Linked DNA regions of Homo sapiens: region 1 is linked to region 2. The links are chromatin contacts, found by Hi-C in ENCODE. All regions are on one chromosome and are shown on one strand. The core of a region is the stretch at or near the end of the contact, and the rest is flanking DNA. Distances in the headings are between cores, read along the strand shown.

What was found. A loop is a pair of places that touch in the nucleus more often than their neighbours do. Pooled maps may share reads with other maps.
Region 1: a map with no recorded cell type shows a loop between it and region 2 (8-fold over the local background). The contact joins two enhancer-like sites. A Hi-C loop is called at or near these places in 5 of 37 single-sample maps with no recorded cell type and 4 of 50 pooled maps.

Annotation. Positions count from the first base shown.
Region 1 is chr16:21,552,753-21,557,732 of GRCh38, forward strand. No RefSeq gene overlaps it. Among named protein-coding and RNA genes, the nearest start is that of METTL9, 44 kb to the right of the region's middle. RefSeq lists an enhancer at 1,531-2,341. Within about 2 kb of position 1,824, at least 5 of the 41 ENCODE cell types and tissues checked have a DNase peak (open chromatin) inside an H3K27ac peak, as active enhancers do.
Region 2 is chr16:21,354,195-21,359,151 of GRCh38, forward strand. It overlaps the pseudogene SNX29P1. Among named protein-coding and RNA genes, the nearest start is that of NPIPB3, 69 kb to the right of the region's middle. RefSeq lists an enhancer at 1-485. Within about 2 kb of position 2,282, at least 3 of the 41 ENCODE cell types and tissues checked have a DNase peak (open chromatin) inside an H3K27ac peak, as active enhancers do.

The sequences.
Region 1 (4,980 bases), core at 574-3,073, 200 kb after region 2:
GTAAGGAACTTACAGAACCACAAAATGCAAGCACGGTGAGCTCTGTGCTCGCTTCGCCTCGGCCTGTGTCCGTGGTAGAAAGGGGGTTTGCAGCCTACCAGCCCCAGCGGCATCAAAGTGCATTGATGGGTGGCTGAGGGTGGAGCCTGCCAGGGGGTCTGCCTCTCGCTCTTGGGATGGGCTCACTCATGATAAGTTTACTGTGTGGAAATTCATGCATGTCTGTATCATCTCTTCTAGAATAGAAATGCCTAGAAGGCAGGGATGATGGATGCTTCATGGACAAGTTAGACTGGACCCAGCCTGGTAGATGTCATTTGTAAGACTGAGTTAAGTCCCATCCAGTTGCACTCTTAGGACAGAGGCTGTTTCTGGGCTGGGCATGGTGGCTCACGCCTGTAATCCCAGCACTTTGGGAGGCCAAGGTGGGAGGATCACCCAAGGTCAGGAATTCAAGACCAGCCTGACCAACATGGTCAAATCCCACCTCTACTAAAAATACAAAAAATTAGCCACGTGTGGTGGCAGGTGCCTGTAATCCCAGCTACTTGGGAGGCTGAGGCAGGAGAATTGCTTGAACCTGGTAGGCGGAGGTTAAAGTGAGCCAAGATCGCGCCACTGCACTCCAGCCTGGGCAACAAGAGCGAAACTCAGTCTCAAAAAAAACCAAAAACAAACAAACAAAAATGGCTGTTTCCGTCTGGACCATCACTGTATCAACACGACTTAGTGCAGGAAGGGGTCATTGAAGGCACACAACGAACCCTCACGGGATGAATGAATACAGGAATGAATGGGATTAGTCAGTTCATTGATTTATTCATCGAATCACTCGGTCGGTAAGCAGCTCTGTGTGTTACAGTGGAATCGAGCCTTTCCCACGGCAGTTTGGGAACCGCCTGGGATTTCTAGGAAAGTCCACAGAACACAGAAATAGTTAAAGACCTGGATTTGCAACTCAGCTCTGCTTCTAACTTGCTGTGTGACCCTGGGCAAGTAGCTTAGCCTCTCTGAGCCTAAGCCTCTCTACCTGTTAAACGAGAAGAGCGGGAAGGATAAATGGAGACAAGGCAGGAGGCATTTTGTAAAGTGTTGTCTGATGATGGCAGTGGTGGTGATTGTGCATCGCACACCATTCAGGGGCTCCGCAGCTTCATCTGTGTAAAGAGAGTTACTACACGTTTCTCCTGGTCCCAGCTCAAGCACTCTAGGGTTCTACGTAGGCACATAAATAGGGTTCCAAAGAGCGACGCCAACTGCATAAGGCATAAGTCCACTGACAGCCGATGCCTGCCAGACCCCCACCCACAAAACCTAGTAGAAAAGTCACCCTCCAGAATGTGGCCAACCAACAAGGGCCAGGAACAGGAGCTGCTGGGACCAGAAGGGACTTGTGAGCCCTGAGCCTCTGCAGGGTAAGGTGCTGTGCTAACTCTGGGGCTAGAAGACTTTCCCAAGGGTTTCCAGCAGGGCTGGAGCCCACAGGCATCTCTTCACCTTTCCCGACCCCGAGCTGTCCCAGAATTCTTCTTCTTCTTTTTTTTTTTTTTTTTTTTTGAGACGGAGTTTCACTCTGTCGCCCAGGCTGGAATGCAGTGGCGTGATCTCAGCTCACTGCAACCTCCGCCTCCCGGGTTCAAGAGATTCTCCTGCCTCAGCCTCCCAAGTAGCTGGTACTACAGGTGGGCACCACCACACCCGGCTATTTTTTTTTTTTTTTGTATTTTTAGTAAAGACGGGGTTTCACCATGTTGGCCAGGATGATCTCGATCTCCTGACCTCATGATCCGCCCCCCTTGGCTTCCCAAAGTGCTGGGATTACAGGCGTGAGCCACCGTACCCAGCCTGTCACAGAATTCTTTACTGCGGCAGCCTCTGATGGGCTGGATCCTCCGCCTCTCTACTCATTGGAGTAAGAGACAAGTCAGCCCTTTCCAATCTGCCTCCTGAGGGGAACCATGGGGCCCTCGGGACATGCGGCCCCTCCTCAGGCTGGCTCGGGGCATCTGCACCCCTGTACCTGAGCAAGGGACTTGCTTGAAACGGCGGCCACCCTGGGCTGGGGACCAAGCACGCTCAGGGGAAAACCCAAAAAGGCTACTGTGTCTCACTGGCTCTATGATACGCAAATGAGGAGGGAAGCGAAACGTTCGTTCTTCTAAGAGGGTAACTGCAAAGGAAGTCTGGGCCGCTGCGTTTTCGGGAACAGCAGGTGCGGTGGCCGATGGATAACTCGGGCTGGGCTGGAGCGGCCCCTGGTGGCAGTTCGGTGAAGAGGCACCCGGAACCTGGCAACGTGGCCCGCGCGGGGCGCACGCATATCAGGAAGACACAGAGGCCTTTTTACTGAAAATGCCAGCGGGTGCGGATTCCACAGGCTCCTCTTCAGCATCAGTCTAGTGTGGGATTCATACACCTTGAGCCTCTTTCAAGGTGAAACAGAGAATCTCACTGAAAACTTTAAATCCCACTGTAAATTCCAAAATTAGACCTGCGCCGCGAAGACCGCCCACCAGCAAAATGCCAAGCGTATTTCTTTAAAAACTGGAAAGCCGTGTTTCGCTGCTCTTCCTGTAGACAATACAGCATGGGGGCAGGAGTGGGGTCTGGAGTCGGACGCACGTTCAGAGGCTGGGGTCACTTCTCCCAAACCGTGTGCAGTCGGACGCACGTTCAGAAGCTGGGGCCGCCACTCCCAAACTGTGTGCTCTAGGTCCAGCTTTTGCACCCCTCCTAGCCTCAGTTTCCCCATCTGTAAAGTGGGGATGATCCTTGAACCCCCACCATAGGACTGCTGTTACGATTAAGTCACATGGGAAATACGAAGTCCTTAGCACAACGCTTGACATAAAGGAAGCACTCTAAAACAAACAAACAAACAAACAAAAAACAACGAACTGGAAGCCACTGAAGCCTTCATGGGGTGAAACAGCTGATTAAGGGGCAAAGGCTCTCGCTGGCCAGGTTCTGGCGTGTCCCGGGCACCACGCATCCTGTCCATGAGCTCACGTCGTTGTCGTGATGGAGAAGGCTTGGTGCATACCAGAGTGCGGCGGAGGAGCTGGCCTTCACTGGGCACCTGCTACCTGCTGGGCATTGCGAGGTAACTTTATGTTCCTCCCAGGATGAACTCCTCACAATGGCCCTACAGAGCAGGTCCTGTGAGTCCAACTTTGAGATGAGGAAATTGAGACGCAGAGAGGTTCGGTCACCTGCCCCATTTTAGCCGGCAACCTCACCCAGGTCTGACGGTCCAGGCCCTCAGCTTTTGTAGTAGGGTTCAGGCCAAACTCTGCTACTTGCCTTGCCAGTAAAGTTAGGGACCCAATTTAAGGCTGCAGACCTGGATAAAATAATCTCAAAGTGACTTCTTTTTTTTTTAGGTGGAGTCTCACTCTGTCACCCAGGCTGGAGTGCGGTAGGGTGCTCTCGGCTCACTGCAACCTCTGCCTCCCAGGTTCCAGTGATTCTCCTGCCTCAGCCTCCTGAGTTGCTGGGACTACAGACAAGTGTTACCACACCCCACTAAATTTTGTTTTTGTTTTTGTTTCTTTGAGATGGAGCCTTGCTCTGTCACCTGGGCTGGAGTGCAATGGCCAGATCTTGGCTCACTGCAACCTCCACCTCCTGAGCTCAAGCGATTCTCTCACCTCTGCTTCCCGAGTAGCTGGGATTATAAGCACCCACCAGCATGCCCAGCTAATTTTTGTATTTTTAGTAGAGGCAGGGTTTCACCATGTTGGCCAGGCTGGCCTTGAACTCTTGACCTCAGGGGATCTGCTGCTTCAGCCTCCCAAAATGCTGGGATTACAAGCATAAGCCACTGTGCCAAGCCTAAAGTGACTTTTCGTAATGACAATACAATGTCAGGATATTCTCCTTAATCAAAAAAAAAAAAAAAAAGGCAAGCCCAATTCACGAAAAGGGGTCTTTAAGCTGCCAGCCCCCATCCCCCAGACTCTGCTATCGGCAGGGCTGGTCCACCGGGCAGCACTGGCCACTGTTGCCTCAGCGTTCTGTGCAAGCAGGTGCGTCAGAACCGGCTCATGGAGATATAATTGAACGATTGCCTCAGCGCGTGCCAGACTCTCCAAACATAATAACAGATGACGTTTGGGGTCGGCTCCAGGCGGTGACGTGCTGGCCCCAGAGAATATTGTCTCTGCTATTACAACAGATGCTGTTAATAGCTATCTATTTGTAGTTCGGGGCTTTTACCAAGATGAGCAGGCTTTTGGCAGGCACGGGTTGTTTGAAGGCTTAAAATTAGTACAAGAGAAGTTTGAGATGTTCTAATTACTGGAAATTTCAAATAACACGATGCCGCAAGGGACCGGTCTGCTTCCGGTGCCACTCTCGGGGGTAATGCACGTTCCCAAGCTGTAAATGGGGAAGGCTGAGGGCTTCTGTGTGCCACCTCCCCAGGCAGGCAGGGGCCGCAGCCACTGCAAGCCCCTGCCCACAGAACTCGGCGATGACGGAACCTAGACTGCTCCCTGGAAGTTAGCCTCTGAGACCATCACATATTGGCACTGGTTTGAAAGCCAGGCAAATGTGGGCTCCAATCCTGGCTTCACACGGTGGGGCTTTGCAAGTTGTTTTATAGGTCTGTGGCCCAGACTAGACATTTGTAAAAGGATAATGATGCCTATGGCAAGGATTGAGTACTGTGATGCTTACAAAGTACCTCCCTAACAGTCCCTGGCATGCAGTGAGAGCTCAAATAATGGTAGCCACTTACTATTATTATGACTGGTGTTATTGTTATTATTAAAATTACTGTCATCGCCCAGGCACGGTGGCTCACACCTGTAATCCCAGCACTTTGGGAGGCTGAGGCGGGCAGATCACTTGAGGTCAGACGTTTGAGACCAGCCTGGGCAACATGGTGAAACCCGGTCTCTACTAAAAATACAAAAATTAGCCGGGGGTGGTGGCACGCGACTGTAGTCCCAACTACTTGGGAGGCGGAGGTGAGAG
Region 2 (4,957 bases), core at 1,032-3,531:
TTGGTACACGGTCCCTGCTTCTCTTGGGAAGGAAACTGCTGTGTGATTTAAAGAAACCGCTGTGTTCAACTGAAGCTGCCTTTTCTGGTAAATCTGTGTAGTGAACCCCCTCATTTTCCATTTGTGGAAATTCTTTTTTTTTCCCATCATTTGGCCAGTTCTCATTCCTGCTGAGCTACACCCTGCTCATGCAGGCTTTGTCCTCCGGGCTGGCCACACGTTTGGGAGACAGAAGGATGTTTCAGAAAGCACAGAGAAGCCCACTCACCTCGATGTTGTTGACTGGGCTAAGAAGCCCCAAGCCGTGGTGGGGGTCACACAGCCCATTCGCTCTCCTCCCCGTCCCCATTGCCTACAGAAGCCCCGAGCAGTGCGGGGGACACACGGCCCATTCGCTCTCCTCCCCGTCCCCGTGCCTACAGAAGCCCTGAGCTGTGGGGGCGGTCACATGGCCCATTCACTCTCCTCCCCATCCCCATTGCCTACAGAAGCCCCGAGCAGTGCGGGGGACACACGGCCCATTCCCTCTCCTCCCCACCCCCATGCCCACAGGAGGATAGTGCATGCAGGTCTAGGGCTCTCTCTTCTCCAGCCAGACTTGATCTCAGAAGCATCCTTCATGTGACACTGCAGATGGCTCAGCTCCCCGTCCTGTCCCAGAGGCCCTTGGCCTGCCCTGGTGTGAGCACTGGCTTGATTGACGGGAGACCCTGCAGCCCACGCTTGTTCCAGGTAGTTGGGGGAAGGCGAGGAACAGCACCCCAACTGGAGTAAGAGAACACAAAGAAATGGACGCGGCTGCTTTAAGTTCCTAGATCACTGAGGATTGGCTTAGTATTCCCTTCTGATTCCCTAGTTCCAACTGTCATTTAGGAGTGGTTATGTGGCAGTAGACTCAGAATCTGACAGAGCAGCTAGAAATCCTCTTGGGAGGGTGGCCAGGCCTCCCCTCTTCCGGCCGTCCGTTTTCCATCCTGGGGCTGGGGCCTGTGCCCTGCGCCCTGCACCCCACATCCTGCACACCACCCCCTTTCCTTGTGCTGGGCTCACACTTGTTGCTGTTCTCCTCCTATTCCACTTCTGAGATGATTGTTGCTATTACTTCTTGTAGTTAATTGATTATTTTCAGAATTAGTGGACAGCTTCTCTGAAAATAGCCTCCATTCTTAGTTCCACGGAGGGAGGGATGTGCGCTGTGCTTGTGGATTGCTGCTGGGGCGACGGGTTTGAGGCCACGTCTGCGGCCAGCAGCAATGTCAGTTCCAGGAGGACCTTGGTGGCTGCGGTGCTGGGAAGTGCCATTGTGCTGCGTTGGTGTGACCCTGTGGCACCTGCTGCCAGGGGACCATTCTTTTTGAGTCATGTTTTCTTCAAATTAAATATTGAGAGATTCTAGTCACATCCCACAGTTGCCATTTGCTGTCTGAGTAGAAAATATGAAGAATCGCCTGATTTGAAGCTATGTGGTCAGTTTCATGTCCATAGCAGCCTTGCTTTTCTTCCTTGCTGAGAGATGGAATGCCCCGTCTCACGCTCTTTCTGCCATTATGTCTCTGTCTGCTCTGATACTGAGGTTCCAGGAGGGCTGCCTTGGCCTCCTTTCCCTGTAGCCCACGACCCCCGCATTCTCTGGCTTCTTTGCCGACAGTTGTGGTGTGCGCTTACATCTGGTGCTGGGTTGCAGGCAGGGTGGGACTCACAGCTGTTCGTTGACTCTGGGAGGGCTCCCCTGGCTGAGGCTGTCTGCTGACAGGTGCTCTTCAGGTGAGCGTGAGCCTGCACTAAGGAATGCTGATTAGAGTCCATTTCAGGCCCTGTTGGGCACACTGGGAGTGCGCAAGAGCCACAGAGCCTGAGAGACACAGTAGGAGGGTGGGAGATGCAGTAGGAGGGTGAGAGATGCAGTAGGAGCATGGGAGATGCAGTAGGAGGGTGGGAGACACAGTAGGAGGGTGAGAGACACAGTAGGAGGGGTCGGGAGAGCCACCTGCACCAAGGCCTCAGGACAGCGAATGGCACAGCCATGGGGAGGGTGACTGCCTGTGCAAGGCTGGAGGCCATGGGCACCCAGGTCCAGTGAGGTCGGATGGAGCCCCCGGTGCTCAGCCTCCTGTGACCAGTGTTGGGGGGTAGCAGTAGCGGATGGTGCATCCCAAATGTGGGCAAGAAGTTTGGAAAGATTGGTGGAGCACCAGAGGCTTCATAAAGAGCCATTTGGGAAGACAAGGTTCAGGGGATGGTGGTGGGTGCACATGTGTGGGGACGCACTGGCTGCATGGTGCCCGCTTCCTCTTCCCCGAGCCGTGCTCTCCAGCGCTGTGTCTCAGCCTCCCCTCCAGGAGCGCTCACTTCCTCTCAGCTCTGGGCCCCTGTGGCCTCTGCTTTGCCAGCTGCCCAGCCGTGATGACTAGTTTCCACTCCAGTGCTATCTCTGTCTTTATTGTTCTTTTTGACCTCTAGGTGCACATGCTGTCGTGCCCCAGTGTTCCAGCATCGCTGACTGGGAGAGGGAAGAAGAGGTGAGGGAGAGGGAAGAAGAGGTGAAGGGCTTTCTTAGAACACTGACATTGAAATTGCAGCTGAATCTTTAAAAAAAAAATGTTTTGTGCTGGCTCACATCTGTAATCCCAGTACTTTGGGGAGGCAGAGGTGGGAGGATCGCTTGAGCCCAGGAGTTTGATGCCAGCCTGGGCAACATAGCAAGACCCTGTCTCTACAGAAAAAAAAAAAATTAGCCACATCTGGTGGCATGCACTTGTAGTCCCAAGCTACTCATGAGGCTGAGGCAGGAGGATTGCTTGAGCCCAGGAGACCCAGGCTGCGGTGAGCCATGATTGTGCCACTGCATTCCAGCCTGGGCAACAGAGCAAGACCCTGTCTCAAAATAAATGAAGTGTACAATTCAATGGTTTTTCAAAAAATTAAAATACTTAAAAAATTATTTGGAACCACTTTGGCTGGTTTCAAAGGTTGTGTATTATCTTTCCTCCTGAATAACAACTTTACATAAGAACAAGCATTCAGTTCACTGTGGGAGGTGCCTAAGTGAGAGTCTCAGTCTCGGGCTTTGTAGAGCTGAGCCCCTGTGTGTGTGTGGACGTGTGCTGCCCTCCTCGCCTCCTGCCCTCCACCGCGTCCTCATCATGCACCTAATCTGCTGCCTTCCAGGGAAGCCAAACAGCCACTGCTGTTGGAGTTGAAATTAAAATGCAGTGGCTGGTTCTGGTCATGGCTCCAGGCATGGGTAGCTCCTTCGGGTGAGCTGTGTAGAGCTGAGCCTGGGTCTTTGGCTGTTTAGATGCATTTGTGGCTGTGTTCTGGGTGCTTCTTCGTTGAGAGTGGAGTTGTGGAGAAATGGCTCCTTCATCAGCTGAATACACTGTGCTGATTTCTTTTGTCCCTGCCTCACTGGGGGTGTGAGGCATCCGGGCAGCATTTTCCTTTACTGGACAATCCCCTAGTGTTGGCTTTGTTGCTCAGTGAGTATTTGAAATTAATTATTTGCTGCCCTGGGCATGAAGATCAAATGATATCATAGCAGAAATTCGGAATGATTTAAGTAGAGGTGTTATTGTATTGCCCATATGGTTAACTTAAGGGATTGCAGAATTGGTTTGAGTAGAGGACAGGCCTTGTATGGTAAATTAGACCAGAATCAGGGGCATCTGGAATTCCCTGAAATTCCCTGGAGCAGGGAGAGGCAGTCTGGTGTGCCAGCGATTCACAGAGCGAGAGAGTACGTTCAGACAGATGGTGCCAGGAGTGTAAAATAATTTATTGTCTAAGGAATTTCAATTTTCAGTTAGTGGTAAGGATAATAGAATCTTTAATTTGGTGCAGATTTTCAGAAGATTCTGAAAAACAAAAAAAGCCCTTAAAAATTAAGAGTTGTAAGGATTGAAATTTGCAGGGAGGTGGATGACTTTATTTTTGAGTGCATTTTAAATGAAAATTGATGGGTTTTTTATGAGGTCATGGGAACTTTTGCATGAGGTGGATAGACCAGTTGGCCACTTCAGGGGGCTGGCAGGGGAACCGCTGGTTGGTCATACCCGCATCTTGGTGCAGCTGCTTTGCTGCCGTGGGTACCCTGAGCCAGTGCTGCGTGACCTGGGCAGACTCCCTATAAAGGTGAACTCGCATTCTGCGGCGATGCTGCCTCTGGAGTGATGAGTGCACGCGAGCTGCATGGCTGGACTCTACCAGCATCTGCGCAAGCCACAGCAGGAAGCAGCTTTCCATCGCGGTTCTAGAACCCTCCTCTCTCACTCATGCGTGTGCACACACACAGTCGGAACAGGTCCACAGGACAACAGGCCACAGCGAGAAGGCAGCTTTCCATTGTGGTTCCAGAGCCCTCCTCCCTCACTCACGTGTGTGCACTTACACGGTCCGAACAGGTCCACAGAATGGTATTACTGTGTGCTGATTGCACTAATATTTTTTATTCTGTTTTCTGTTCTGCTTTTCTGTTTCTCTTCCTTTTTGTCTCTTTGAAAACTGGCTATGACACATTGCATTGATTTTGCAACCCACACTTTGAAAAATACTGGAATAGATGATCGCTAATGTCTCTTTCGTAAGAGTTTGTAGTTCTAAAAGTTGTAATTGAGTAGCTGGGACTATAGGTGTGCACCACTGCATCTGTGTAATTAAGTAATTTTTAAAAATTTACAACTATATAGGCCGGGCACGGTGGCTCACGCCTGTAATCCCAGCACTTTGGGAGGCCGAAGTGGGTGGATCACGAGGTCAGGAGATCGAGACCATGCTGGCTAACACAGTGAAACCCCATCTCTACTAAAAATACAAAAAATTAGCTGGGCATGGTGGCGGGCGCCTGTAGTCCCAGCTACTCGGAAGGCTGAGGCAGGAGAATGGCTTGAACCCGGGAGGCAGAGCTTGCAGTGAGCTGAGATCGCGGCACTGCACTCCAGCCTGGGCGACAGAGCGAGAC